Linked DNA regions of Homo sapiens: region 2 is linked to region 1. Evidence: read pairs that join two places in POLR2A ChIA-PET (ENCODE). Cell type or tissue: OCI-LY7. All regions are shown on one strand. Each heading gives the region's core, and the rest is flanking DNA. Links, peaks and the distances in the headings are about the cores only. Region 1 overlaps SH3GLB1 (SH3 domain containing GRB2 like, endophilin B1). Region 2 holds the start of LOC105378831 (a long non-coding RNA gene).

Region 1 (15,804 bases), core at 3,932-7,931:
TAACCACATTAAAAAGAAAAAGGTGATACAACTTCCACTTTGCTTGCTGTTAAAACCTGCACTTGAGTCCTGTGCCACCATGAACATGGTCCAACTACCCTGAGGCTGCCATGCTAGGGGGAAGCTCAACTCACCTGTGCAGAGAGACCACAGGAAGTAGCCCTCAGATTACAAGAATAAAGAGATGTATGGCCAGCCTCCAGCTTCTCCAGCTGCCACCTGACTACAACCTCATGAGAAACGCTGAACCAGAACGGCCCCAGCCAAGTTCTTTCCAAATTCCTGATCCACAGAAACCTTGAGAGATAGTAATTGTTCTTTGATGCTACTAAATTTCGTCAAAATTTGTTCCATGGCAATAGCTAACTGGACACCTTGTCTCAGTCTCTCAGGTCAATTCTGACCACAGGGAGAAAGGATTTAAGTAGCTCTAGCCTATCACTGTGCAGTGGCTGATGGTCTGGCCCTGTAGATGCAAAGCTCCTTGAGAGAAGAGCTCTGTGTCACCACTGTAGTAGTTGTGGCCTCATCCTCCAGGAGTGCTTTCTATATTTCATTCTACAAATATTTACTAAGAGCCTAATAGACTTCATTGAACTCTAGCACAATCCCTAGAATATATTAAGCATATAAGATATGCTCCTTGCTTTCAAGGAATGTAATTTAATGGAAGAAACAAACATATAAGCAAATAATTTCTTCCTAATTAATTATTTTCTTTCATTGAAACACAATTAACACAGGGGCATAATTTAGCCCGGAGGAGAGTCAGGGCAGGGACCTCTGAGACAGTGACATGTAAGTTGCAACTAGAAGGATAAGAAGTCATTAAAAATATGCTTGATAAATGTGTTTACCTGGGCTTGCTCTGAGCTGTGAGTGTGATCCAGGTCTGCTCCACAGGTCTCTCATCCTGTTTGAACTAGTGCTACCAGGGCGGACATTTCTCATGGTGCTGGCAGAAGCCCAAGAGGGCAAGCCCCACTGTGCAAACACATTACAGGCCTCTGCTTATCATGCCTACTAACATCCCAACATCCCATAGGACCAAGCAAGGCATGTAGCCGAGCCCACCATCAATGGGGCAGCCAAGGACACTCCTCTCATAGAGGTAAGAGTAAGGGGTGTGTCTACCCACTTTTTGGAGACAATCCTCTACAGCGGTCAAATGTCCTATATCCTCAGCTATTAAGACCCTTGCTTGGGCTCCTGCTTTTTAATCTATGCTATTGCTTTTGTAGATTGTGCTGACAAACACTAGGCTGTTCTCCCAGGCACTTCTAGCCAGGTCATGCCCCCTTGCCTGCTCCCTGCAGCCCTCCACGTTGGCCCATGCCAATGCCTTGTTTGATTCTCCATCCTTGTCAGTCCGCTCCATTTCACAACACTTAACTGTCTGTGCCAGCCGTATCCAGCTACGACAAGAAAATCTGATGAAAATGTAAGGTGCTGGCAAAAATCATTTTATGGAAATACATGAAAAAATCATCTAAGCTGATTATAGTATTGAAGAAGAATTGAACTGGAGCAGGATCATAAAACTCACTTATAGGGATGCCATGAAAATTAGCTAGTCAGTGTTCATGGTTTGAACATAAAACAAAAATTGTTATTGATTTACATATAATGTCTTTGTGGGGTCTTCCAAATGCCTCCTCAGCTAATATATAACAGAAATGGGGAAACTAAGTGTTAAGTTTAGGACCCAACCATCTTGCCTTTAGTTTTGTTTGTTTTTGTTTTGCCAGTGGTAGTATAGATAGCAACCTTCCTCTCAGCACAGAGAGCTGGCTGTGGACCTAGACATTGTGAAGAATTGCAGTGTGGATTGCAAAACACCATCGCATTCATAAGTCATGGCTTATTAGATTTTTGGTGAAAAACTTCAAGGGGCATCTGTTTTCTCTCCTCTGTTCTTGCCCCACCACTCGTCACCAGTAGAGACTGTTTTATAGTAAATTATGGCCGGTTCTGCAGCCTGATTATTCAGGGCCTGCTTGGCTTGGTGACTATTTTCTTCTTGCCAACGGGCATTCCTTCATTTCACAGCTTCTTAGCCCTAGCTGCTGAGAGTAGAGAAGCGGAAATGAAGAGGTGGGACTCAAGCCAGTTTATTACGCCTCTTGTTGGTGGTGCTGGTAAGGGCTTGGCAGGGAAAGGAAACTGGAACTACGGCCCTCATCAGCAGAGGCAAGGGAGGTGGGGTCCTGCGGCTGCCTTTCAGCGCTGTGTCCAGTGTAGGGGGCAAAACCTCCTTACCCTCAAGCCTGTCTTAGCAAGGCCAATTGCGAAAGGCTTTTTCGTGGGCTTTGGCTGTGTTCAGAGTCAAATGACATTCTGATGTAATGATAATGGTCCTAATCACAAGAGGATGTTCTCAGTGAGTGGGCACCAGGCACCGTGCAAAGTGAGTTATTTCACTTAATCCGCACAAAGACTCTAGAGGTGGGAACTATTACGCAGAAGGGGACGAACTTGCCCAAGGTCATGCCTCAAAGCAGCAGTAGAAACTGTGGAGAATGGAGCAAGCTGTTTGTTCTCCAGTCCAAGCAGCTCTGTCTTCTCCCTGGCCCACCCCACGGACACCTTCCTGTTCACGGACCTCCTCCTCTTCTAGAGGCACCGAAGCTTGTGTGGATGTCTCTGTCATATTCTCCCTCACCTTTGTGGAGGGATTCACCAGACCTCCTGTCCAGCCCACTCCCCACCTGCTTGTGTGTGTGATTTCCATGTGTGCATTGTGGGAGCTGACTACACAGCAGAGCCTCAGCCCAGCCTCGGGTCCTCTTCCCCGCTTTCAGGCAACTAAAGGCCCACAGGTGGTTGGTCACACTGACTTTGGATCCAGACTGCCTGGGTTCTAATCCTCCATCACTTGTCACCTCTGTGACCTTGGGAAGTCACTTAACTTCTCTACGCCTCAGTTACTTGAGGCTAACAATTGTGCTTACTGCCTAGAGCTGCCTTGGGGGTCCAATGGGATCATGGGTGTACAGTGCCGTCAAGCACATTGTAAGTGCTCAAAAAACACGAGCTAGTATTATTTCCTACTACATGCTGGTTACTGCCCTGGAACTAGAGGAGCATAAAAAAGCCTGGGCTTGGAGAAATTTAGGGGTCTTCAACAACTCTGCACTGTTCTGGGTTCGGCTGCACCATCAATTTTCAGGCACATTGCAGATTAAGTAGGCTTTGGTGCACTGACCTAAGAGCCTCATCACCATTTATATTATATAAAATGTACTCTGTTTTCCAATCAACTGAGTTTCCAAAGAAGCTTTGGACAAGTTACTGACAGAGCTAAGTAGACTGGAGACAGAATGGAAGAGGTGCTCATTTCCTATACCAGGGAGAGGTTAGAAAGAGTCCCTGCTTACACTGAGAAGGGGGTTCTCAGCCCATTGTCAATACCATAATAGTGGGTGTCACATATGTTTAAGGAACATGAGGGAAGGGATATCAGTTCCTGGAATAGCACCCACTGGGCAGGAACATCAAACTGTGCTTGAGTTGTTTGCTCAGCTGTATTTCAGAGGCTGCACTCTACCTTGGTTATAGATAGGATAAGTCTCTGCTCCTATCCATTTTAAACACTGGCCATTAGCCAAGTTAAATGGTATAATAGTGCATTGGGGAGTCCTCTGTAGACATTGAGAGCAAGTGTTTTGGAGTTAGGGAGCCCTGGGTCAAAGCCCAGGCTCTACCACTCTACCAGGCTATGTGATTTAAGAGCCTTCACTTCCCCTTTTGTAAAACGCAGATAAGAGTCATACCTACCTCTCAGGTTGTTAAAATGAGATAATGAATGTAAATCACTTTAAGCACAGCGCCTTGTATGCAGCAAGTACTTAAGTTACTGCAGCTATTATTCTTTCACTTTTTGCCTCAAGTTGCAAGGTCTCTGTTGATAGGACTTTTGGGAGAGAGGAACTGGGGAACGGACTGGGGAAGACAGGCAAAGGAATCCCTGCTCAGCCACCCTGCCCATTACTGTAGTTCCTGTGATCAGTGATGTGAAGTTACCGCAAATATAGTGAATGACCGCAAATAGAAGGTGATCTTTCAACTGCAGCCAGGTGGTTTTGTTTTTGTTTTTGTTTTTTTTTTTTGTTTTTCCGAGACGGAGTCTCACTCTGTCGCCTAGGCTGGAGTGCAGTGGCGCGGTCTTGGCTCACTGCCAGCTCCGCCTCCCGGGTTCATGCCATTCTCCTGCCTCAGCCTCCCCCGTAGCTGGGACTACAGGTGCCCGCCACCACGCCCGGCTAATTTTTTGTATTTTTAGTAGGGACAGGGTTTCACCGTGTTAGCCAGGATTGTTTCGATCTCCTGACCTCGTGATCCGCCCACCTCGGCCCCCCAAAGTGCTGAGATTACAGGCGTGCGCCACCGCGCCTGGCCCAGGTGGTTTTTAATACAGACACATGGCTGATAAGAGCTTAACAAGTTTCTGGATCTATTACCAAACTCAGGTCATTGTTTTTGCATTTTGCATTGGAATGTATGGATATATGTTCTCCAAACTAGGGAAATATAGATATGACCAGTGGTCTCTCCAATTCTGAAGCAGTGAACAGACAGCTGTGCTGTGTGTTCAGCAAACTCTGTAGTATAGCATTGTCACAGTAGTAAAGAAGTCACTATTCCAGCAAAATAATCCAAACCCACAAAGTTAATCCAACCCATTTAATAATATGCATCCTAGTTGTTGTGCTGTATGGCAGTGAAACAGAAATGATAAACTATTTACAAATATGACTATATTTTCCTTAGTTCCTCCATTGAGCAGTCATATTTTCAGCCATTCTCTTTGCTAGTTGTTCAGTGTGTTCATGGTCAGTATCACTGTTGACACATTTCCCCCATCCAAGCCACGCCTTCTGCTACCTACTGCCCTTCTTCCTTTTCCCTCCAGGGGCATTCTTTTCCTCCCCCAGGACCCATAGATCCTTTAGTCTCAGCAGCCCACCTAGCTCAGCTATCCGGGTGTTGGGGACCTCAAGTTTGCAGAAAATGGTGTTAAAATTAGCTAGAGTGGGCTCATGCTGGGAGTCAAAGGAAAAGTGGGAATGGGCCATGAAGGAAGGTCTAGAGCACTGGCTTCCTGTGCCTGGCAGTCTTGGGGTAAAGGAATGTTGCATTAGCATCGAGAGAAAGAAGAAAAGGGAGATGTTACTCAGGAAATCTATTTTCTCTAGAGATTCAGGAGTCTTGAAATGAGCTTAGCAGATTTACACTTAATGTCTCTATCTAAACTTTGGTTTTCTCATCTGCAGAGGAAGGACAATCTCTACCTCGCAGCATTGTTGCAGGAATGAAATTAGAGAATGTGTAAAGCACCCCACACAGTGACTGGCATGTGGTAAATGCCAATGATTGGCATCTATTTTTAAAATAATGTGCTCTTGTCCTGCTGAATAGGGCATATAAACCCCTCAGTGGAAACTGAGACACTGGCTAGAAAGAAACAATAAAATTATATTGCTGTCTTACCTTGATAAAAGACAGATACATAGAACGTATTCCCTTACAGCTGAATTTCAAAATAAACTTCCAATCCATGGACTCTTTTCCCTGTTCCTGGAAAAATTATATCCTGAGCATGTTCACGTGCTTACCAAATTACTCATTAATGAGTGGTCTATTTATTGGATAGAGTCAGTAAAATGATATTACATTTTAGTTTCATTTGATAGCTTGGAGGTATTTTGGGGGGGCTGTCATTATCATCTTTCATTGTTTCTGCAGGTGAGTCAGCTTTGAGGTGAGAGACAGGTGGTTTCTCTGCTATATGTAAACAAGTGGCTCTCAAACATGTGCATCAGAATCATCTGGAGAGCTTATTGAACCACAAGATGGCAGAGTCCCACCCCTGACAGATTCCAGGACCTGCACTTTGAGAAGCCCTGACTTAAACCAACACTGATTTCTCTGCACTTTCAGCTGTGGCAGTGATGGCACTGGCAGCTCCCTGCTTGGCTTGATGACCTTTGTAGGTTTCTTTAGTTGGTTAAGCAGCAGTTTATAGCTGCTTTATGTTAAGAGCAATACTTTTTCTGCCCCAAGAAAAGTACTAACCTGGGAAGAGTGCAGGAAATAATGGACCATTGACCATATGTAGGGGGCACATTCCAAAAATAGGTGTCTGTGTTCCACACTGATTAAGAGCTTGGGCTTTGGAGTTGGGAAGGCAAGCAATGAGACTTCTTTGCCATTTTTCTAGTTGTGTGGCTTTCTAAATTCTGTTTTCTCGTCTGTAGAATGGGGGAAAGTATACTTTCTTGCCAGGTTTAAAGAAGGTAAAGCACATAAAGTGCTCAATAAGTGTTAGCAACTTTTTCAAGGGGATGTAAAAGCCCAATGATGCCTAAGACTGTGAGTGCCACTGTTCATATATACTCATTAGAATTCACTAGAATGTCTGAGCACAGAGTTGGTCCTTTTGAGGTCTAAGTCAGTCCAGGTAGAGAGGGATTTCTAAAGAATTTCTCACAAGGTGTTATTCAGCCTTTTGTAGAAAGCTCAGACTGAAGAGCTTTATACTCTAAAATATAAAGAAAACAACCCCATCAACGAGCTGCCAGTAGAAATGTGTATGCTGTTCAAGTTAATTCATAATTGTGGGTTTAACATTAGTTATTATTAAAACATGAACAACTTTGGCTTGTTTAGAACATGTTAGGAAGCAAGAGCTAGATGGACCTTAGAGATCATCTGGTTTAATCCTTTTATTTTACAGATAAAAAAATCTGTGGGGCTGAGAAATTAAGTGAACAATTTGCTTGAAGGTACGCAACCACAAATTTAATTTCTACTGGACTTGCTAGGTAAATGCTCTCAGAAAGAATGGCTTGTGGACGATTATAAAACCACTATCATTTCAGTCTTCTGTAACATGTAATTGATTTACATTCAAACAGCCTGGGTAGAAGGTAAATTCATTTAGTTTCCTAGGGTTATTATAACACAAATTTATCTTGAGGCATTCATCAGGAAGTTACATGAAATAAAGCTGGTCATTTTATGAGTATATGATAGAAATTGTTTTATAATCACACCATGCAATTGGAAGCATATGCTTTGAAAAACTTCAGGTGAATATGATCATGGTGATATTCTATGATGTGGCAGTTGCTGTGGCAATAATGGGGCTGGAAGCTCCATTATTGAAGCTTCAATTGTCCCATTTTTCCATGTGTAGAAGCAGACCTTGACTGTTTTCTGAGAAAAATCTTGACCCTTTCTCCAAGTACTGTTTTTTCTTTCAGAAATGGAGTGACTTTCTATATAGATTTCAGTCAATTTTTAGTGAAAAGAATTTAAACTCATTTTCTACATGATTGGTTAAAATATAAGGATTTGTACTCCATATTCTTGAGATCTTAACCTCCAGCCTTCAGCTGCCAAATGTCTATGAAAAGCTTTGTTATGAGAAATATATACGAAACTTTGCCTGAAAAGTGTGTAGTTCATTCATTACTTTAAAAATTGTAATAGTGACAAAATAGTAGTTAGAAATTGTTAAGTATTTACTGTATGCCAGTTACTGAGTCCAGCCCTTATGTGCATTATTTCTTTTAATCCTTGCAACTGGTGTTTCGCCCACTTTGGCATGCATCAAATCACCCGAGGGCTTGTTAAAACGCAAATTGCTTTGACCCATCCTTAGGGTTTCTGATTCAGCAGCGGCCCGAGACTGCATGTCTAATAAATTTCTAGGTGATGCTGATGCTGCTGGTCTGAGAAGTACTGTTTGCTACAAACCTAGGAGGTAAGCATTTTAATCTGTACTTTGTAGATGAAGAAACAGGTTCAGGTTGTGTCACTTACTGAACACACAGTTAATAAGGTGGTAGAGTTGAGATTTGAAAATTTGCTTTTTTGATTCCAAAGTCTATAGTCAATTTCTGTGCTAGGTGGTTTTGCAATAAAACATTCTGTCTGGGCTGAATAGTAACATTTTATAGTTCAGGAATAGAGTAGGACTCTATTGCTCCTAACACTGGGGTCCAAATATATTGAAGCATATGGATGCCATGAGATGGTACTAATCAATGCCAGAGTGTGGGATAAAGTAATACGGCCCTTAAAAGGGACTTTATCATGAAGGTAGAAATAGACAGGTGAGCAGCTCCCTGACACCAAGGGGAGCTATGGGACAAAGGGGAGCCTTGGTTCCAGGACTGCAAAGTGTCCAACAGTGGAATTTATCTTCACCAGACAATCTGGTGAGGGCTTTCTCCTGGGAGAACTGGCTTTGTGTGTGTAAATTTAAAGAGCTCTTGTACTTAAAAGAGAGCTGTGCTTTCTGGGAAGCCTGCGATTGAGTGCTAATAGGGAAGAAATGGCTCTCATCATGCCATAGAACTCTGACTTTCCTCTCTGTCTGAGGCAGCAGTGAGCCAAGCACTGTGGGCTGTAGGTAGCATTGAAGAAGGGGGTGGGTTAGAGGTCAGCAAGAAACACAACGTCTGGGTAACATACTTGTCACCACGTGGTTGCCTAGGCAGTGGGCCCCTGTTGTATCAGTGAGGAAAACTCTATCATGTAACTGAGGTAAGATTTTGAATCTTGATGAGCAACCTTATTGCAGGCATTCCATACCCACTTCTGTAGAATGGGCTATCAGATGCCAGTGGTGACCTTCCCATTTTACCGACTTTCAGCATGCTAAACCTCAGATTCACTGGCAGTGACCGCAGAAAGTTTCTGAGGCAATTAGGTTAGGAGTGTGAGCTGGGATAGAAGGCCTGTCTTCACTAGCAGGTAGAAAGAAGAGGATTGACTGTGGATGTGTCTCTGGAGATTCTAAAACATACACAGGCGAGGGGAATCCTCCACTTGCTGATGATCGGACAGGCCACGGCTCAGCGACATTGTGTTTCAGGGTGTTAATGTGAATAATTTTGTGCCCATTTATACTCTCAGTTTGATGAAAACTTCAATGCAGCAGTCATGTACAATTTAATCCATGAATCAGTGCCAGCACTGTGGCCTCTTAACTCCGCTTTGGTGTTGATGTCTCAGTGCTCTCTTTATGAGTGCTTCTTTATGAGTAGCTGTCTCCTGAGCAACCAGCATGTTTCTATATGTGAACAGTCAATCTGAAGCCAGATCATACATCTTTCTTTGGTTCTCAGAAATCTGGGTCAGATTTGTCATTCACAAATATCAATTGATCAAGATCTTCTATTATACATTTTCTCATGTAAATTTTTTGAAAGAAGGGAGAGGGAGAATGTATAGAAATGGAAAAAAGGAAGGGTGGAAAAGAGGCAGAGAAAAGGAGAAAGGAAGGAAATTTAGCCCATTTTACAGAAGACATCTATATAGAAAAGCTCAACAATGGAAATACCCCCATCCAACCTTGATGTGACTGACCCTAAATTTGAAGTATAGATGTGGCCAGCAAAAGTCCATGCTGTAACAAATTACTGTTTTGTAAAGTATGAGTCAGTGATGAGCACCGTAAAATTAACCAGAGCCAATGAAGTAATAACCATGATGATAGATTCTGGGGATTACTCTCCAAGAAAAGTAGATATGTGCTTTCTGTAATATTGGTGTCCTAAACAGCCAATGTTTCTTAGGGCAAATACACATAATAGCACCAAATTTGAATCATTAATAGATTTTTTTGCAAATACAATGCTGCAAGCAAGCTATGAGCTTGCCAAAACTCAGCTTTAGGTGTGCTAGGTGTCAGGGGACACAAAATCCTGTCCTTCAAGTTGGCAAGTAATTGTGATCCAAGGCAAAATGCATGTGATAGTTGTGTGTGTGTATGCAATTCTGCCTGCGGAATCCAGAATCTCTTCATGGAGGAATGAGAGTTTGAGCTTATTCTTGACAAATGAGGATCTTCAGGTGAAGCTGAACACAAGAAAATACATAGAAAAGGCAAGCAGGTATCAAAATGCCTGGTTGTTGGGAACTGCCTACTACAGCTCAAGCTTCAGAGAACTTTACTAGAACATGAGACTGAGCAGAAACATGTGCCCTAAACCCTGGTGCATCAGACTCTCAGAAAAGTTGCTTATAATGGTAGTCCATCTCACCTCCAATTAGCTATTCGTCTTGTTCTCGTAAGCCTGAAGCTTCCTGTATAGCCTTCCTTACTTACAACCCCCTTAAGTCCTCTTACTACTCATTCTTTATTGGTTGAGCAGTTTGAGTTATAATCAACAGATGTTAATTTAAATTTATTATGGTTCATCCAAATATTAAAATGGGTTGGTCTGTGGGGTTTTGCTATGATGACTGCAGCTCAACCCTGGGACATCTATCTTTTTGAATACTGCTGAGCAACTTTTATAATTCAGATACTTCTTTAAATACATTTCTCTCACTATGGATGAATCAATTCTGTGATCTCCAGTCCTGGAGATGCTACTGAGACTTAGCTAATTAACAATACTGTTACTGAGCTGAGTCACCTGTCCTATGTCAGGCTCTCACATAGAGGTACAGCCCCCCGAAGCACTGAGATCAGCTGTGGGCCAAGGGTGGGGGAGTATCAGAAGGGGCAGTTTGGCAAGGTTTACCACTTAAAAAGACTGTGATTACCACTTTCGTACACTGTTGTTAAGCATGGTAATGTTGAAATCTTCCACTGTACATCTTGTCTGAGAGTTTTATCTGGTTACATTACTTGAATACCTGACTGGAAAAAATGAGCCAGATTCCATAAGAATGAGGATTGCGTAGGTATAAGGATATACAAGACAATGCTCATTCACTGTGACAGCTTTCAAGGAAGATTTTCTTTGGCAATGGCAGTGATATTTACTCCAGAGGTTGACAATAGCAAATGCTCTAACATGCTCATCTATAAATCCTAGTAAGCCATAATATTATCCACTAGGTGCCAGCCACTCTTCATAATATGGTTAATCCTTTCAATGCTACAAGGTAGGTTTATAGTATTCTAATTCTAGAGATGAGTAAGCAGGCTCAAAGTGGGAGAGGTTTAATGACTGACAAAAGGCCAGGAAAACAAGTGGGAGAGCCACTGTTCTGCCTACCTTCCAAAATCCTACTTTCCCCACTACGGCTACATTCCCTAAATCCATCAACAGTACACCTGCATCAAAGATACCTCAAGATTCAAGTCTACTTAAGATTGTTCTTCTACTGTCTTTGCAAATGTCAGAAAGGTAATAATGCTTCCAGGAGACTGAATAAAAGCAAGAGGCAACTAGTACTACAAACATTTCCAAAGTAATACAAAATATATGATAAAGAGGGAAGAACAGTAAATGAATGTCATAATTTAAGAAACATTTAAGACTGGACTTTAATTTTGCAGGATCTTTTTATCTCCCTCTTACCCTTTATTTTTAAACCAAAGACTCCAAGAACATTCTAGTTGGAAGCCCTCCAAAAGAAACAGTATTCTCTCATATACTGCTGATAAAAGTATAAATTGCTTAGAGTTTTCTAGGGGGCAACATGGCAGTAACAAAAGCTTTTAAAAACTGGCATACCCTCTTCACTAGCAATTCCACTTCAAAGCATTTATCGTGAGAAAATATGAACACATACGAGATTTAGCAACACAATGTTCTTTAAAGCACTTTATTAATGAAAGTTGGAAACCTAAAAATTGAACAGTAGTTTAATAAAATGTGGCACATATGATGGAATATCATGCAGCCATTAAGAGATGTAGAAATATACTTGACACAGCAAGACAGTCATGGTATTGTTGAGTGAAAAAAAGTTACAAAACAGTATGTACACTTTGATCCCATTAAAAATATCTATAAATGCACAGAAAAGTCTGGAAGGCCATATACTTAAATAACAGTGGTTCTCCCTGGATGATGGAATTATCAGTGATTTTTCTTTCTCACTGAATCTTTTTTCTTTTTGCCAACAGGGCTATGACTTGTATTATAAAAAAGCATTAACAATTCTTTAAAAAGTGTCCTTTGAAGTAAGAATGAGAGCAGAACTTAGCAATCTAAGAGGCACAGGGATGTACACATGGTTTCTGATACTGTTTTAACGGTTTGTCAAGGTGTTTTGATGTTAGTCACCAATTAAAAGGCACTGTGTTGAGTGAAAACGTGGATGGTGGTAGTGCTTACTTTAGACTAAGCAATCCATTCCTAGAAACCTTCCACAGCAAACAAGTACTGGCATTCTAAGCAATACTTCCCACTATGATATCCTTATACCTTCCTACCCACTTGTAATACAGCCCAGAAGTTTCCCCTACATGGACAGGGCACTGTTGTTGGTTAAGGGTTACAGAAGGCAGAGAGGATTTTTCAAGTGATGTCAGAGAATAGGCCTGAAGGTGAAATGAATGTTCTCTTAGTTCTATTGCAGTGGTTCTCAAGCTTAGAGTGCAACAGTATTACTCAAACAGCTTTTACAACAGATTGCTGGGCTCCACTCTCAGAGTTTGATTCAGTAGGTCTCTGAAAAGGCTTATAAATTTGCATTTTTCTTTCATTCAACAAAAATTTATTGAGTTCATACTATGTCCTAGATCTTGTGCTAAGAGTTGGGAATGTAACTGCCATCAAAAGAATTATAGTTTTTATCTCAGGGAGCCTACATTCTAGAGTGACAGATATACACTAAACAAATAAATTATAAAAATAACTATAATTACAATGACTACTGCTAGAACACAATTAAGATTAGAAGACTCAGTTTTTGTCTTAAAATATTTAAAAAGCTGTCACATGGAAGACTGATTCCATGAGCCCTTGAAAACAAAAAATAAGTAAAAATGAAGGTAGAAAGTTCTTGAAAATAGTAATCAGCATTTTAAACAAGTCTCCAGGAGATGCCAATATTGCCGGTCTGGGGTCTCACACTTTGCCAATCACTGCTCTACTGAGTAGACATTTTTTCTTTCCTTGAGACAAGAGTCTTATTCTATCACCCAGGTTGGAGTGCAGTGGTGCAATCTTGGCTCACTGTAGCCTCTGCCTCTGGGGTTCAAGTGATTCTCCTGCCTCAGCCTCCCGAGTAGCTGGAATTACAGGTGCACGCCACCATGCCCGGCTAATTTTTATATTTTCAGTAGAGACAGGGTTTCCCCATGTTGGCCAGGCTGGTCTCGAACTCCTGACCTCAGATGATCCACCCGCCTCAGCCTCCAAAGTGCTGGGATTACAGGCATGAGCCACGGCACCCAGCCCTGAGTAGACTTTCTAATGAGCGTAATATGGGAGAAAGGGCAGGGGTGGTTGTGGAACTCTCTCTCCAGCGTTTGAGACTCACATGAGGTAAAAGCCACTTCATCTTATCTGGAGGTCTTGAGGCAAAGTTGGCTATAGGCTAAACTATGAAGCTATCTCTCCATTACAGCACCTCACTGAAGCTTAAAGTGCTAAATAGTAGGGCAATATTTCAGAATTTCAGGTGTTTGGGAGATAGGGAAGGAATTTTTCTGGAATTCTGTCAGCATGGAGGTGAGTGGGGCCTCTATGGGTAAACAAGTCTGTGGGTTTTTGCCTTGCCCTCCATTGTCTTCTCCACTCCACAGTTTATCCCAGAAATGTTTCCCCAACACTAGCTTCCCAGTCTCACTTTGTTCTTTGTTCAGGGGGAGGATAACAGGAGACTATGAAGATGACTCTACCCCACTGGTGATCCTGGCCTCAGGATTTATTTCCCATGTGACGCAGAGTGAGGAGGCACATTCCCATTTTTGAGACCTCATTTCTTGCAACATCAATTTTTCTGATTAGCACCATAAAAAGTTTTAACACCATGACCGTTTAGGTTAGATTACTTTGAGGAAAAAGGTAGACACAATCCAATCACTTTTTTTTTCATTTATAGAAGAGCCTACAATTATTTTAGTTTTTCATTCATATGTGCATCCTTCACATGTCACTATACTTTCAGATTAAGCTCAGTGGCACAGAGCTTATTTAAACAATTCTGAACTGCACCATGAATTAATAGGCTTCCCAAGCTTTTTCTTCCACGCCCAAGAAACTTCAGGCCTTTACCTGAGTAAAAACTAAACTTGACTTTAAAATAAGCCAAAACCAAAATAAAACCCAAACAACCAAACCCCATTAAAATAAAAAGCAATAAACCTAAGAACAAGCATATATATTGTGGTGGTTCTGTGGTAGACAAACGTACCAGAAGCCTTTGAAGCTTAACATTATTGAAGGTTTCTGTACATTACTGGGTAACTAAAATCAACTTTCACTTGATGGAAAGCTGAAAGTTCTGAAAAATGATTTATACTGACTGTGGGAAGGTTAAACCTGGGGTCTGATTTAAAGAGGGTGGAGGATAGGATTGATAGAGAGAAAACAGAGCCCAGATGTAAAAGAGGTATCTCTGGTGCACAGTGATATGCAAGGCCTATAGACTTGGTAGGTCAGGATGCTACAGGGGCTAACAAGGGGAAACTGATATTTACAGGATGTGTTTACTATGTGCCAAGCCTTTCCCTGAAAGGCACCTGAAATACAAGATAACATTTGCTAATCCTCACAACCACCCTATGGTGTCATAATTATTGTCCTCATTTTACTGGTAAGGAAAAGGCAGTTATACATCTCATTTGAAGCTTAAAGAGCACAATATGTGAGGAAGACTGGATTTGAACCCAGGACCATTTCACTCCATTACCGATATTCTTTCCCCTGTATTACTACATTTCCCATAAACCTAATTCATAGTTGCTGTTTAAGTCGATCTGAAGTTTTGGTATGATCTTTCAAAGCCTAAATCTGGACTTATAAAACACAATAGATGGTACTCTAGGCTGTAGAACTTCCTTTCTGAGGGGAGAGAAAATTTCATTTACTTGGTTTTACAGAAAACTGACCAGCTTGAGCAGCTTTTCAGGGTTTCTTTAAGAATATGGCAATTGAGAGTGAGTCAAAACATCTTGTACAACTATAAAACTGCAGAAGAATTTGTCTCATGGCACAGAAATAAAAGGGTAACTACTACTTTTAAAGTTTAGACTGTGAGTTAAATTGTCAACATGTTTACCAAGTTCTTATTAGGAGCTCTTAACACAAAATTTTAAAACGGTGTTTAAGTATTCATTTTTTTAAAAGTACCAAAAAGTATCATTTTAATAGCTTAACATTCCCTCAATAAATGAACTATACTTTTGTACTTCATGCTTAAGTTAGAGTAAATTGCTTTAGTTGTCAGAATGTGCTATGCTATCTTGGTTACACATCTTTTTATCTGGAACAGTTCTTCCCCAGACCCTCTCTCACTCCCAAAACTGGAGTTACATGACTCCCAAATACAGTACCTTGTATTTTCCCCATCACACCACGAATCCTACTATAGGATAATTGCTTAATTTTCTGTATCCTTTAATGGTCTTTAAGCTCTGCAGGGGCAAGAACTGTGTGCATATTGTTCAGGACAGTATCCCCAGTTGACCAGCACAGTATCTGGCCCTCAACAAATGTTTGTTGAATGAATGAATTAGAACAGAAGTCTTAACATGGAAACAATGATTTATAGCAATGGCCCCAACAGCAATTTTCTAGCTTCCAATGTGTCACTAATAATTTCATTAGTATGTGTTTCATAAGCAGAGATCCTCATCAAGATAGCCTGTGTTCATTAATAAATTTTCAATGTTTTAATAGTAAGCTCAGAGTGACCCAATTTATTTTGTTCGTATACAATTTATAATGTAGTTGCATTATTCCGTATTTGTATACAAATCTGCTGTTCAATAAGAACACATTCTCTTTACTGTACCACAGTACAGTAAATGGATCCAATCCCAATTATGCATTAAATTGTGCCAACTGAATAATCTTAAAAACTTTATGTTTAATGAAGTAA
Region 2 (15,804 bases), core at 6,229-10,228, 75 kb before region 1:
TGGCTGTAGTGATATAAGTCCAGCATATGTGTGAAGGATTTTACAGTCCCATGAGGGAAAGACAAATAACTGAGGAATTTACCTATTGCACTCACTCAAGGAGGAATACCCATTTCCAGAATGATTCACTTTTAGACACTGAGATATCTTACAGCATTAAAGATCGCCCAGTGTCAAATATTTCATTAAGGGTTGCAATGGAAATGTGGTGCTTAACTTCAGTTAATCTGAAAATAAATTTTACTGTTAAAATGTAATCTGTCTCTAGTTATAGTAAATTCTCATTCATTTGGAGTCTACTGATGTAGATTTTAAGGAACTCACTAAGGTATTCATCTTTGCCATTGATTAAAATTTCTAAATATAATTCTTTCCTCTGTAGATTATAAGCATCTTCTTCATTAACATAAGGAATCTAACTCAAAATTTAAGATTATTTATATTTATATAAATAACTAAAATATAATGGGAAGATAAGAGAACTGTGAGAGGTGTTCATACTCAGAGAAAGAAGGGATTATATCCATTGGAAATAAGGAGATAGTATTTAAATTGTGAAGGCCAGAGAGGATTGTTTGGGAAATATTGGAAGGGGGAGATCAAGTGTTCCAAGAGAACAATGTGTACTAATCAAGAGAAGAATGTGACCAACAGCCTGCCAGAAGGAAAGTAGAGAATGTGCCTCAGACGCTACAAAATAGTTCAGTTTGATTAGAATGTAGGTGTGGGAGACATCTGCTGTTTTTGTCATCCAACCACCACAATCATTCATTCTTTGAGTAGAAAGATGCCCCAAATTGTATTTGGAGAATAACCCCTCCCTGCTGTTAAATCTCATCAGGTGTGAGAGAGGTTGACAATCTTCAGCTTCAAGGGTAGGCCCTAATTGGCCAAAGTGATTGGTTCAGTGATGAGCAGGTGACCCAATTTAGACCAATGAGAATCAGACCCAAGACTTGTGTTTGAATGTGGCAAAGATTGAGTTAGAACTCAGCTGCGAGAATTCTCTTTCTAATGGACTGCGAATGGAGCCAGCACAGAAGAAAGACATCCAATGATAGAGTGAGAAATTCGTTCCTAATGAAGACATTTCTGAAGCTGAAGTATTCCTTGAGTATTTCATCAATCAACCAATTATTACTTTAACCAATACATTCCCTTTGTTTGCTGTGCCAGTTTTGATAGGGATTTCTGTGTCTACTTTAAAATACGTTGCTCAGGACAGGCGCGGCAGCTCACGTGGGTAATCCCAGCAGTTTGGGAGGCCAAGGCAGGCAGATCACCTGAGGTTGGGAGTTCGAGACCAGCCTGACCAACATGGAGAAACCCCGTCTCTATTAAAAATACAAAATTAGCCGGGTGAGGTGGCACATGCCTGTAATCCTAGCTAACTCAGGAGGCTGAGGCAGGAGAATCACTTGAACCCAGGAGGCGGAGGTTGCGGTGAGCCGAGATTGCACAATTGTACTCCAGTCTGGGCAATAAGAGCAAAGCTCTGTCTCAAAAAAAAAAAAAAAAAAAGTTGCTCAAAGAGTTGAATCTGAAGATCTCAGAGGATCCTTACTACCAAGATATCTTTTTGATTGCATGACCCGCCTGGGTTGGACTTTGATGTAACTTGTGGACAGAATGAGGATGATGCTGGTGCAGATCCCTTCTAACCCTAGGAAGCATCTAGAGTGTGTTGCCATGGAAAGAGCATGGACTTCAAATACATAACGTATTTGTGCTTGCTCCTTAGTGGCATGGTCTTTGGGCAAGTCACTGAATATCCCCTCATATGTATAATGGTGGTGACAATAATTCTTATTTCATTGGTTGGGGAATATGTAAACTACATAGTATGTAAAGTTCCTGGCACACAATGGGTATTCCGTAAAAGTTCACTTTTTTTTGAGACAGAGTCTCGCTCTGTCGCCAGGCTGGAGTGCAATGGCGCAATCTTGGCTCACCGCAACCTCCAACTCCTTGGTTCAAGTGATTCTCCTGCCTCAGCCTCCTGAGTAACTGAGATTAGAGGCACACGCCACCATGCTCAGCTAATTTTTGTATTTTTAGTGGAGACAGGGTTTCACCATGTTGGCCAGGATGGTCTCAATCTTCTGACCTCGTTATCTGCCCACCTCGGCCTCCCAAAGTGCTGGGATTACAGGCGTGAGCCACTGCGCCCGGCCAATTCACTCTTTTTATTATGGAAGGCAGCCAAAGAGGAGCAAGGCTTTTGAATTAGAGAGACCGGGGTTCAAATTCTGACTGTACTCTGGCTAGCTATATGACCCTCAACTAGACAGATGGTTGTTACAGGAGGACAGGGACCATGTCTGTCCTTATTCCTACTGAATGCACAGTGTCCCTAATAGGCATTCGGTACATGTGTAAATTATTTAAATTTTCTGAGTCTGAAATTTTTAAATTGAGTTAATAAAATATATAGTAAAAGACTGTTGTAAGGAATAAATAATATAACATACATAAAACACTTAACTGAATGCCTGGGCCACAGTAAGTGTTCAGTAAATAATAATAATTGCAGGTAATTTTTATTAAGTACTGACCACATGCCAGTCACTATTCTAAACTCTCTAAAGCCTGGATGACAGAGTGAGACCCTGTTTCAAAAAAAAAATTATAAAAAACTCTGCATATATTGACTCATCTGATTTGCAAAATACTCTGTTCCCATTTTACAGGTAAATAAACTGAGGCTCTATTTTTATTATCATTGTCAGAAATACTTTTTTTTTTTTTTTTTTGAGATGGAGTCTTGCTCTGTCTCCCAGGCTGGAGTGCAGTGGCGTGACCTCGGCTCACTGCAAGCTCCGCCTCCCGGGTTCACGCCATTCTCCTGTCTCAGCCTCCCGAGTAGCTGGGACTACAGGCACTCGCCACCACGCCCAGTTAATTTTTTTTGTATTTTTAGTAGAGACGAGGTTTCACCGTGTTAGCCAGGATGGTCTCGATCTCCTGACCTTGTGATCCGCCCACCTCGGCCTCCCAAAGTGCTGGGATTACAGGCGTGAGCCACTGCGCCCGGCCTCAGAAATACTTGATGCCATTTTGGGCCCCATGACTCGTGAATCCAGCTCTTTCTGTTCTTAATGTTTGGGTCTCTCGACGCATCTAATTCAGGTTCCATTAAATGATGTCTTATCTTTTTCTTTTTTATATTACTAGGAAAAAGTAAGCGTTTCTTTCTTTAAAACACAATGAAGACATTTCTCTCAGTCCTCCTCTTTCCGCCATGATGTCCAGGGGGTGAGGTTGGGCCGTCAGAGGTTCTGTTGCCTGGCAGGAACCCTTTAATTCAAAGATGGCCAACAACTCAATGAGCCAGCCGGCCTTTGCTCTCTCCTGGCTGAGCTGAAGCAGCAACCAAGGGCCTCCCATCTCCAGGTCTCTCGCTCTTGTTCTTTCCCTGAGTTGCCTGCTGCCATCTGCTGGCCATATTAAGTTAAAATAATCATCACGTTGATGTTTTCCAAGTTTCTAAATGAGGCTCTGACTGCGCAGGGACTCAGGCAAAGCTGGCTCCAGCCTAATTTCCATTCAGGAACAAGGGCCTCACCGGTCAAATCAGAAACACTCTCAGGCCATTATCTCCATCCTACAAATGTGCTATCTTGTCCAGCCTCACGTTTCATACTCCCTGCCCATCTCCCACCAATCCTCTGACATCCTTTATCCATTAGGCTTGCGCAAGACTCGTATTACCATGACAATCATCCACTTAAAATTTTTTTTTGGAAACAGTTCTACACAGAAAAATTATAAGAATAGTACAAAGAATTCCCCTTGATCCGTCTCCCAGTATCAATTTAAATTTTTTCAGTTGCCTCAGCAGCTCCTTTGTAGCAAAGAATCAGTCCAGGGTCATACATTGCTCCAGTTGTCATTTTTTTTGTTTGTTTTTAGTATCTTTCAATCTGTAAATTGCCACCCTATCCTTGACCTTCATAACTTTGACATTTTAAAAAGTTACATGCCAGGCATTTTGTAAAATGTCTCTCAATTTGGGCTTGTCTGATGTTGTCTTATGCCTCAGTTTAGGCATTTTTTGGTTAAAATATAACAGATGCTGTGTCTTTTCATTACGCATTTTTTGGTTAAAATATAACAGATGCTGTGTCTTTTCATTGCATACAATAAGATTGTACTATCTTATCTGGTAGTACACCCTTATTGGACTGTTTCTGATGGTGTTAATTTTGGTTACTTTCACTAAGATAGTATCTGTCAAGATTTCTCCACTGTAAACTTACTTTTTTTCTTTTGTAATGGTGTTAGTCTCCTATTGTTTTTGCAACAAATTACCACAAACTTAGTGACTTAAAACAACACAATTTTAATAATCTTACAGTTCTGAAGGTCATAAGTCTGAAAGGAGTCCCACTGGGCTACAAGCAAGGTGTCAGCAGGGCTGCGTTCCTTCTGGAGGCTCTAGAAGAGAATCTGTTTCCTTGTTTCCTCCAGCTTCTATTCCTTGGCCCCTTCCTCCATCCTCAAAGCCAGCAGTGTTGCATCTTCAAATCTTTCTCAGACTCTGACTCCTGTTTTCATCATCTCATCTCCTTCTCTGATTCTGTTGCTACTGTCTTTCACTCACAAGGACCCCTGTGATTACATCAGACCCACCTGAACAACTTCCCCATCTCCAGATCATTAATTTACTCACACCTGCAAAGTCTCTCTTGTCCTGTTCACAGGTTCTGGGGATTTGAATGGAGACATCTTTGAGGGGCTATGATTCTGCTCCTCAGCAACTTTGAGACTGTGGAAATTCCTGTTACTTACCCCACTTTCACACGTAAGTTTTAGCATCCTTTGATGCTTCCTGCCTAATTGTTGCTATAATTATTACTGATGCCAAATGGTGATTTTCTAACTCTATAACTCCTTTTACATTTATTAGTAGGCTTTCTAATACACAAAGGAAGTTTCTCTCCTCCCCCTTTATGGAATAATTCATTTATTTATACCAATGTGGACTCATGGGTTTCTTATTTAGTTCAATAGATTATGCTTTATTACTACTGGCATTTTTTGATGTATGAATTGTTGCAGATTTGACCAGTGGGAGCCCCTTCAAGCTGCCTTTTGTGTCCTTTTAACATGTCCTCATCTTGCTTGAACACCTCCTTATTTTTGGCCATAAAAAGATAGATAGTCTAGACTCATCTTGTAATTTCCCTGCCCCAATCCTGGAATCAGCCATTTCTCCAAGGAGGCCTGGTTCCTTTTGGTGGAGAGAGGGGTTTGCAAACCAACATCTGGGTAGTAGGTGTACTCATTGCTCCCAGTTCCTTTCAGTTGACAGAGCTGGAAAATACATGCATGTATATGCACACACATTTACATCTCTATTTCTCTATTTGTACATATTGAAAACCAAGAACTTCAATACCTCCAATTTCAATTCAACACCCAAGGGTTTGTTCAAGTTTTCTTCTTTCCATATTTATGCTTCCCTTGTGAGAAATCTGGTTTAGATTAACCTTTGATATATTTACGTATGTGTCCAATCTTCCTGTGTGTAGCCTATCTTCTCTGTCTCTCTCTTTCTCTTTTTTTTTTTTTTTTTTTTTTTGAGACAGAGTCTCACTCTGTTGCTCAGGCTGGAGTGCAGTGGCATGATCTCAACTCACTGCAACCTCTGCCTCCTGGGTTCTAGCGATTCTCCTGCCTCAGCCTCCCAAGTAGCTGGGGACTACAGGTGCACACCACCATGCCTGGCTAATTTTTGTACTTTTTGGTGGAGACAGGTTTTCACCATGTTGGCCAGGCTGGTCTCAAACTCCTGATTTCAAGTGATCTGCCCGCCTCGACCTCCCGTGTTGGAATTATAGGCATGAACCACTGCGCCTGGCCTCTAGCTGATCTCTTTGGCCCTGCTGGACTACTGTTCCTTCTTATATAGGCTATCCCGGCTCAGGCCTGTCTCCTCCACTCTGCCTGCCTTGTTTGGGCCTACCTAATGGCTTTTTGAGGAATGAAGGAAGGGAGGAAGGGAGAGAGGGAGGGAGAAGGAGAAAGGGAGGCAATAGTTTTTTTCTAAGGGAAGGAAAGGAAAGAGATGATCATGTACTTCTGTAGTTTTTACTTTCTTTCTTTTTTTTTTCTTGAGACGGAGTCTTGCTCTGTCACTCAGCCTGGAGTGCAGTGGCATGATCTCGGCTCACTGCAACCTCCGCCTCCCAGGTTCAAGCAATTCTCCTGCCTCAGCCTCCTGAGAAGCTGGGACTACAAGCGCCCGCCACCATGTCCGGCTAATTTTTGTACTTTTAGTAGAGACGGGGCTTCACCATGTTGGCCAGGCTGGTCTCGAACTCTTGACCTCATGACCCGCCCACCTCGGCCTAGAATTCAAAGTGCTGGGATTCCAGGCATGAGCCACCACACCTGGCCTAGTTTTTACTTTCTTAGAGTTTTAGAGATGGGGTCTTGCTCTGTCACCCAGGCTGGGGTACCGTGGTGTGATCATAGCTCATTGCAGCCTCAAACTCCTGAGCTCAAGTGGTCCTTCCACCTCAGCCTCCCAAGCAGCTGGGATTACAGGAATGAGCCATTGCACTTGGCCAATCACATAGGTTTTTTTTGTTTTTTTTTTTTTTTTTTGAGATGGAGTCTTGCCCTGCCGCCCAGGCTGGAGTGCAATGGCACAATCTTGGCTCACTGCAACCTCCATCTCCCGTGTTCAAGCGATTCTCCTGCCTCAGCCTCCTGAGTAGCTGGGATTACAGGTGCGCACCACAATGCCCAGCTAATTTTTGTATTTTTGGTAGAGACAGCATTTCACGATGTTTGCCAGGATGGTCTCAATCTCCTGACCTCATGATCCGTCCACCTCGGCCTCCCAAAGCATTGGGATTACAGGCGTGAGGCATCACACCCAGCCCAGTCACGTATATTTTTAATGGACCTCTTACCACTATCGTAATAAATTCTTTGTTTGATGGTTATTTTCTCCACTAAAAGAAAAACTCCATGAAGGTAACAACCATGCCTGCTTTGCTCATTTATGGATTGAAACCCAGGGCCTAACACAATTGCTCTTTACGCCTAGCACATTGTAAGTACTTGAGGTTTTGGATAAATGATTAGGTTGTGTAAAACAGCAATAGCAAAATTACAACTATTGAACAGTTTATAACACAACAGACATAAACAATTACTAGTATTTACATAGTCCAAATAGTCTGTGAGCTTTCCAGACTAGAAACCAAACTATGACACCTTTTTATGTTCTCTAAGGCTGAGTGCCCTGGGGTAAAGAGATCTTACTTACTGAGCTTTTGTTGTTATTAAATATTTCTTTGGTTTTGGAGTTTCATATTGTTTAAAATAGATTTTTTTGAACTAAGAATTTCAATACCAAGCTGTATTTCAAGACAATTTCAAATATTACTGTCCTGTAGCATTTGGTAAAATTGATGTTGGCTAATGTCTTAGTCCACTCATGTTGCTATAACAAAAGATGCCCTAGACTGAGCCGTTTATAAACAGTAAAATGTATTGCTTACAGTTCTAGAGGCTAAGTCCACAATCAAGTTTCTAGCAGATATGCTGTCTGGTGAGGTTTCTCTGCTCCACAGTTTGTGCTTTCTATTAATAGTTGTGTCCTTACATGGCAGGAAGGACACACAAGCTCCCTCAGGCCTCTTTCACAAGGCACCAATCCCACTGGTGAGGACTCGCCCTCATGACCTAATCACCTCCCACATACCCCACCTCTTAATACTACCACACTGGGGACTAGGTTTCAACATACAAATTTGGGGAGGTCACAAGCATTCAGACCATAACAGTCACATAGGCAAGACAATGGTATGTTCCAGAGTTTCGTTGTGAGAAATCACTGTTATCATACTTAGCAGCGTGGCAACAAAATGGGCATATTCAGTTGCTTCCAGGCCTGTCCCATCACTCTCCTACAAATTTTTGTTAAATAGCTGTAATCATTTGCCCCCAACTTCTACCAGCAAATGTCAGAGCCAGTCTTTACACTACATGTGTTTCCCCTTTCCTCTCTCTTTTTCTCTCTTAGACACAAAGTCCTAATGCATTTGTGCTTTCCCCAAGTAAAAGGCGTCCGTTTCAGTGACTGATGGAAATAAACAGCTAGACTCTTTCAGAGGACACATTAGGAAGTAATGGAACGTGCCGAAACACAGCTTTCACAAGGGCTGAAAGTGATTGCTCAGCACAAAGGCTACAACTTCAGGCATAAAGAGCCATGCCTTTTTGCTTCTTGTCAAGGTTTTTTTTTTTTTTTTTTTTTTTTTGAGATGGAGTCTCGCTCTGTCGCCCAGGCTGGAGTGCAGTGGTGCAATCTTGGCTCACTGCAACCTCCACCTGCCAGGTTCAAGCAATTCTTCTGCCTCAGCCACCTGAGGAGCTGGGACTACAGGCACGCGCCACCACACCTGGCTAATTTTTGTATTTTTAGTAGAGATGGAGTTTCACCCTGTTGGCCAGGCTGGTCTCGAACTCCTGACTTTGTGATCTACCTGCCTCAGCCTCCCAAAGTGCTGGGATTACAAGTGTGAACCACCTCACCCGGCCTGTCAAGGTTTTTTTTAAAAAAATTAGTGACTCCATTTTTATTGTGATTACTTTCACACTGTCCCATCTGCAACTAGACTTCCTAATCCAATCGTTCTCAACCCTGACTGCCTTAGGAATGATCTAGAATCATTTCTTTAAAATACCAGTGCCCAGAAACTATGAGCAAAGATTCTGATCTCATTGGTTTAGGAGGGGCCCAGGCCTAAGTCCATTTTAAAGAGTCCTGATGATTCCTCTGTGCAGCCAGGGCCCACCCCACACCTCCCAACTCCCCCTTGATCCTTGTCCAGGTGTGTGAGAGTACAACCAAGAATACCCTGGAACCTGAGCTTTCCCTTGAGCCACACTGATTCTCAACCTGGGTACACATTAGAATCGTCTAGGGATCTTTCCAAATCCCAGTGCCAGGCTGCTTCCCAGATGAATTACGTCATACTCTCCAGGGGTGGAACCCAGGATCTGTATAAGTTCCTCAGGATATGAAAACAGGTAGCCAAGTTTGAGAGCTACTGAGCTAGCATGTTTCCATAGGGTCTTCTGAGACACTCAAACTACCAGTGGTAAAGGATGAGCTTTGGTTTTTTGTGTGTGTGTGTGTGTGTGTGTGTGTGTGTGGTCGTTATTGCTTTTAACTTTCAATCCTTTGTATTTTACAAAAATGTCAGTTAGCAAAGAAATAACTCACTAGAAAGATAAGATGAAAAAGCAGACACAACATACAAACCTAGATTTTTTATTAGATTCAAAGACACAAAATTGCTATTAAAATTTTCTAAACAGTCTCAATTTCTGTACTTACCTTGTCATAGACTATAATAGTTTGCACACTGAAGCTGGTCTTTGGGCTACACTTTAAGTAACACCATTCTGAGAAATACATTTACAAGGGATATAAATAGGTGTTGTGTGGTGGTGTGGGGGGATGGGGCTAAAATAGATTTGATAAATACAGCAAGTGATATCCTGTTTAGGACATCAAAGGCCCTAGGCTATTAATGACTCTGAGAAGTTCTGAGATAACAAAAACTGTTTAGCTTCATTTAATTCAGTGTTTCCCAATCTTATAGGATGGGGACACTTGCCTGACCCCAGCCCAGCAATACCATTAACACATTTATGAAGTATCTTAGTATGTTTGGGCTACTATGACAAAAATACTATAAACTAGGTGGCTTATAAACAACAGAAGTTTATTTCTCACAGTTCTGGAGGCTGGGAAGTCCAAAATCAAGGCTCTAGCAGATTTGGTGTCTGATGAGGGCCCACCTCTTTATCGATGGCACCTTCTCATTGTATTCTTACATGGTGGAAGGGGCCAGCAAGCTCCCTTGGGCCTCTTTTTATAAGGGCACTAATCCCATTCATGAAGACTCCACTCTCATGATCTAAACTCCTCCTAAAGATCCCACCTCTTAATAATGTCAGTCATTTTTGCATGGGGGATTACATTTCAACATATGAATTTTGGGGTAATACAAACTTTCAGAATATAGCATGAAGTGTAATCTGTTTAATGATTTATTCTCAGTCATATAAAGCATGCTGACTCACTAAAAAGAGAGATACATCTTTATCAAACTGTCCCCACATTGCCCTCTACCCAGCTGTGCCTCATTCATCTGTGGCTTGACTCTCAGTGACTGGCATTAGCAGCAACCCAGTGACCAAACTAGAGTTCTCCCTCTTTCTCATCCTGATATCCTGACAGTCACCTAGCCTGGCCAGTTCTTCCACTAAATGTGTCTGAGTCTGTTCACTCATGTCCACTGGTGCTACCTGGTTCAGGGACACCTAAACATCATGGTTTCTCTCTCAGGTAGTTGAAACATCTTTTTTACTGGTCTCCCTGTCTTTTGTGCCCAGCCTTCCTTTCTCTGCCCTTCACACCGGAACCAGAATGATTTTTCTAAAATTCAAATCTGATCATGTCACTCCCCTGTCCTTTGACTTCAGTGTCTTCACCCTGACAAAGAATGCTTATTAGGATCTGCCTCTGCCTACCCCTCCAGCCTCAACTTTCATCACTTCCCACTTAACTTTACTGAACTGTTAGCAGTCCCCTAAATACATGGGAGCTTCCTCCAGCTGTTCCCACCTCCCTCTCTGACCCTGTCCTCTCTGGCTAATTCAGCATTCAGGGTCAGTATAGAGGTCCCTTCCTTGAGAAGCTCTCCTTACCCACCCAGACTAGTGTTGTGTCCCTCTTCTGTGATCCCTCAGGACCACTCATCATACATACTGTGTTGTGATTGGCTGTTGACCCTATTTGAGGAATCATCTAGTTGAGCTCCTTCAGGACAGGGTTTGTGTTTTTTTGATTGTTCTAGCCTTAGCACCTGGCCCCCTGCCTAGCACAGACAAGATAATTCAGTACATGCTTGTTGGAGCCAGGCATGGTGGTACACACTTAAAAATCCCAGCTTCTCAGGACGCTGAGGTGGGAGGATTGCTTGGAGCCTAGGAGTTCAAGTCCAGCCTGGGCAACATAGTGAGACCCCAACCCCCATCTCAATTTAAAAAATTACATACTTGTTGAATTAAGTAATTAATTAATGAGCAAATGAATTGCATACCATTCTATTCCTGAACCACAGAGGCCCTGGAAGAGCTCTGACGAATGCACTTTAGTGTCTCAGAAAGTCCCCAGTCCCAGCCCCATACTTGTATTCCAAACGTCATCATCAATCACTAGTTACTTGAGGGTTCTGCATTATCCTTTTCCCAGAATTCTATCTCTACGCAGCTCCTTCAGCCTGACACCTCTTTTGGATCATCTGCCTGGTTTGTAATTTAGGTTTTGCTTTTTTGAAGCTGCCTCTCAGATCATTCTTAGAGCCATAGTTCACATCCCAAGGTATATCTGAGCTCTCCATTTCCCAACCTAAGATCAGCAATTTGGGTTCTCACTTTTCCTGGGAGGAGTTAGGGCATCTATTGCTGAGCCATTGCACCTATTTAACACATTCCTCCAGGCCAGGATGACCAGGCCAGTGTAGCAGACTCTCTGAGACTTTCAGAATCATAAATCTGCCAGGCTGGTTACTCTCTGTGCCTACTCTCCCTCCCTTCTCTGCCCTGCCCTGTGCAGCACGCTGACTTCCACATACTATGGTTTTCTGATGGATTTAACTAGCGAGATACCAGCAGTGATTAGTGGTCAGAGGAGAGACAAATCTGGAATATATTCCTTTGCTTTTGCCTGCTGGGCTAGGATTTTTGTAGTGCCTGAATTCCTCCATAACTACAGCTCTTGTGGGCTGGCTCTCTTCCAGGGCTCCAACTCTCACCAGCTTCTAGTAACACCATTCCCTACCCTTGTTCCTTTCAGGTGGGGATCAAGGGTGGCAATGGCTCCTTGCTGATGTGAATCCCTGGATGCTTCATGGTCTCCCTTAACCCTGTCCACACCTCTGTACATAATCTCTTGATTACACTCCTTTTAATTCACCCATTAAGTTCACCATCTGTGTCTTACTGCGACCCTGTCTGGTGAGATCCTCACCTAGTACAGTAGCTTCACTTCACAGCACAGAGGTTGAGCAAGTAGAACTGAGGTCTCCTGGACAAGTCCATGATCTTTTCCTCCCCACCATCATCACCTCACTTGTTCCAGAATCTAGAATAGAAATATTAAGCATATAATAATAATAATAATTAATAGCTATCATTTGAATTCTTAAAAAATATGCCACAAGTTGTGACAAGTGTTCTACATAAATGATTTCATTTAATTCTCACAGCAAGCCTGTGACACAATGCTGTGAGGCAGGTTTTATTTATTATTTTTATTTTTTAAATGAAAAACTTGAGTCTTAGAGAGATTAAGTAATTTGGCACAAGTCATGCAGCATAGAAATGGCAGAGCAGGGATTTTTGTCTGACTGCTTGACTCCAAAGCAGGTACTTTTATAACTAGTAGGTTATTTGCTCTTGGGATCACCCCATCACACTGACTTTTTTTTCTTTTCCCCCAAGACAGAGTCTCACTCTGTCACCCAGACTGGAGTGCGGTGGCATGATCTCAGCTCACTGCAACCTCCACCTCCCAGGTTCAAGTGATTCTTCTGCCTCAGCCTCCCGAGTAGCTGGGACTACAGGTGTGCACCACCATGTCTGGCTAATTTTTGTATTTTTAGTAGAGACAGGGTTTCACTATGTTGGCCAGGCTGGTCTTGAACTCCTGACCTCGTGATCTGCCCACCTCAGCCCCCCAAAGTGCTGGGATTACAGGCATGGGCCACTGCGCCCAGCCTTACACTGACTTTGAACTCACTGTCAGTGTAAACTCCATCAAATGATAGATGTGGTCTGGCTGTAGCCTGCTGGGAAATCAGGAAGACTGGAAAGCCAGCCTAGGAAACAGCACTGGAATAAGAAGCACTTGAACAAAGGAGCTGGCAGAGATTCAGAGTTTAAAAGGAGATGATGGCATGTTAGAAAAAGAAAGGGTGGAACAGGTTTCAGGTAGAAATGCTGCAGGTAATTTACATCATTCTCTCAAAAGTGACCACCCTCAGTGCCCATTAGGTTAAGTAACAAGAGCCCCCCGAGTTCCCAAAATGAAGTCAGTCTTGTTCTTCAATCTTAAACAGTGGGAGAGCAGATTTGGCCACTGTATCTGCTGGGAGCTATTGCAGGGTGTCTAGGGCAGAGTTAAAATAAACATCTGTTAATCCCTGCTATCTCCAGGTGAAGGAAAAGTAAACATGAGCCTTTGAATTAGGAAAGACCAAATATCTCTCTCCTACAATCCTCTGTTCTCACATAACCCAAAATGGATCACTTTATTTTGTCACTTATTTGTTCCCCAGTAAGAGTCAGAAAGCTGAGTTCTATACTTTTTTCGGCTTCCTTATATATGTCACTTGAAAACAATTGTTATTTTCTGCTATTTATAAAAATACATTTTTGTGGAAATTTAAAAAAATACAGAGAGAAAAAAATGAAAGAAAGATTAATTTCATCATCTACAGAAAACCATTGATTACATGTTGACATATAATATGGTTTTTAAACTGTGCTCCAGAGAACTTGGGATATGGAAGTGTCTGGCCCACACCCAAGAGAACACATGGACAGCGTTTCAGGTCCCCCTCTTGGATTACAGCAAAGCCGTTCTCTTTACTTTCCTCTGTGATTTTGGGTTCTGCAGAAGATTTTTAGCTGGTTTAAAAAGGCTTGAAAACTGCTTATCTGCATCTTCCTTTTGAATGGCTTCCTACTATGTAGCTAGTTGATAATTTGTTAAACCATCCATCCAAAATTGGACAAGCTCTATCTTCAGAGAGGTATCTGGGAGAGGACAACAAGAGGTAATCAGTGTGAGAAGGTTTTAAACACTCTCCCAATCAACCACCATGGCATTTATTTCACTAGAGTTGAATTCAAACCCTCCAGTTCCCAGACTCCTTCAAACTGTCAGCCTGAAATACCGCAATTTCCTTTTCCATCAAATATTTGAGTAAATTCACGTCCATGAAGAATAACCATTTGAGGAAAGAAAAATTATGACATTAACAAATATCTGTAATTTTTGCCCCTCACAATGAGTTCAGAACTGTGAATAAACCCTATGTTCCTTCCTAAAATGCTTTCCTAAGAAATACGGATAGTCGGGATTTTTTTTCTATTCTAAATTACAGAATGAAGTTCTTGGTGTCAGCAGTATTTCCACCATAGAATTAGCTGCAGATGAAGAAAATGGACACCGTGTGTTATAACCATGCTCTCAAGCCCACTTTATAATATGTTCCCTGGTGGGTGAAGTTATTATCAAGTACGGACCATCATGAGTACTTTTCAGTGGAGAACTATGACTTCAAAAGCACTATGTTGAAGAGGTATTGATTTTGGAAAACTATTAAATGTATGATGATGGAGCCATCACACCTGTGAGAAGCGGTGAATGTGCTCAACAGAAATTGCATGTCTAGAAGGAAGAGCACAGCTGGAGTCAGGGGAGGAGAAAGAGAAAGAGGAAGCCATGGTACCAGTCACGATGCTGTTGCCTTCCCTCTGCCGGACCACAGTGCCTGTTAGGAGGCTCGGGCTGCACATCCTATCAATGCCTACCCTTAAGGCTTAGACCCCTGCCTTCTGGGCCCATCCCCATTAAGAGCATTTTGTTTGCAGAAGGATAACTTTCAGATTTTTCCTTTTCTTTTTGGAAGTGACAATTTCCCAATTTATCACTCCAGTTTTAACAGTTTTGCCTCTACCCATAATTGCGCGGAGACATTTTAGAGATTTAATTCATTTTGCAATACTAAATAGTTCCCCTTTAATCATTCATGTCAGACACTATTCACATTTCTTAAAAATTTATAAGATGATTCTGATCTGTCAGAAAAAAAGCCTCTTTAAAATTCAGATTAACTTGCTGCTTGTTCTCCATGTTAATGTGTTTTCCATCAGTCACTGCTGTCACAAAACTATTTGTACAAGGCTTAATATGCAGAAAGTCGTTTTATAGTTTTACATGTGGGAAATGTTTTTCTACACTCCCCCAATCTTAAAAATGCTGTCTGTCAACCTCTTCTATTTGTTATGCTATCCTTTATCTTTGATCCTCCTTAGTCTCTTTCTTCTTAAGAGGCTGCTGACCACTGCTGTGGGAAATGAGGCAGCAGTATATCCAGTGGTTAAGAGCATGACTTTGGAATCAGACCTGGTCTGTGCCTCAGTGTGACCTCTTCCTAGCTATGTGACCTTGAGCAAGTCAAAATCATCTGAGCTTCAGTTTCCCCAACTACTAAATGGAGCAACAGTACTTACCCCTGAGGCAACATCAAGGTGAAGCCCCTAGGATGGCTGATACTAACTGCTTTTTAAGTTCTAGCTACACACACATACACATGCACACACACATACACACAGAGAATATATGTCATTGACATAGTGGCAAAACTACTGTTTGTCCATTATTTTCAGGGAAGAATGAGTTAAGAGCCATTTCTATTACTCCCAGGTACAACTGAAATAAAAGCTTAAAAGAAGATGGAGATTGGAGATGGAAGTTTATCTTCATCTATGGAACTGGAAATACACTAGCTTTGTAGAAATTATGGGTATTGAATAAAAATTTATCAAGACAACTAAATAATATGACATGAGTTACAAGATATCATTAGACATTTTTATGGACTGAGTGTTTGTATCCTCCCCAAATTTATATCTTAAAACCTAATCACTGGCTGGGCGTGGTGGCTCACGCCTGTAATCCCAGCACTTTGGGAGGCCAAA

What was found. ChIA-PET counts read pairs that join two places held together with the same protein. Peaks named below come from ENCODE experiments on the same cell type or tissue, not always from the same donor. Only the 100,000 strongest peaks of a DNase experiment are listed, where the experiment ranks them.
Region 2: POLR2A ChIA-PET joins it to region 1 with 6 read pairs; 2 of 35 experiments call an interaction of 5 or more read pairs at or near these places.

Annotation. Positions count from the first base shown.
Region 1 is chr1:86,743,939-86,759,742 of GRCh38, reverse strand. SH3GLB1 (SH3 domain containing GRB2 like, endophilin B1) reads right to left here. Exons shown (of 9, transcript NM_016009.5): 9 at 11,559-15,804. Among named protein-coding and RNA genes, the nearest start is that of SH3GLB1, 47 kb to the right of the region's middle. RefSeq lists enhancers at 3,703-4,203, 5,875-5,934. In OCI-LY7, for the core only: CTCF peaks have their summits at 5,628 and 5,832 (motif pointing right); DNase peaks (open chromatin) are centred at 4,002 and 5,852; H3K27ac peaks cover 273 bases.
Region 2 is chr1:86,821,410-86,837,213 of GRCh38, reverse strand. LOC105378831 (a long non-coding RNA gene) reads left to right here and starts at 11,305. Exons shown (of 3, transcript XR_947561.2): 1 at 11,305-11,343; 2 at 14,205-14,402; 3 at 15,530-15,693. RefSeq lists an enhancer at 3,302-3,451. In OCI-LY7, for the core only: no CTCF peak of the experiment used is centred there; DNase peaks (open chromatin) are centred at 8,173 and 9,485; H3K4me3 peaks cover 2,089 bases; H3K27ac peaks cover 2,909 bases.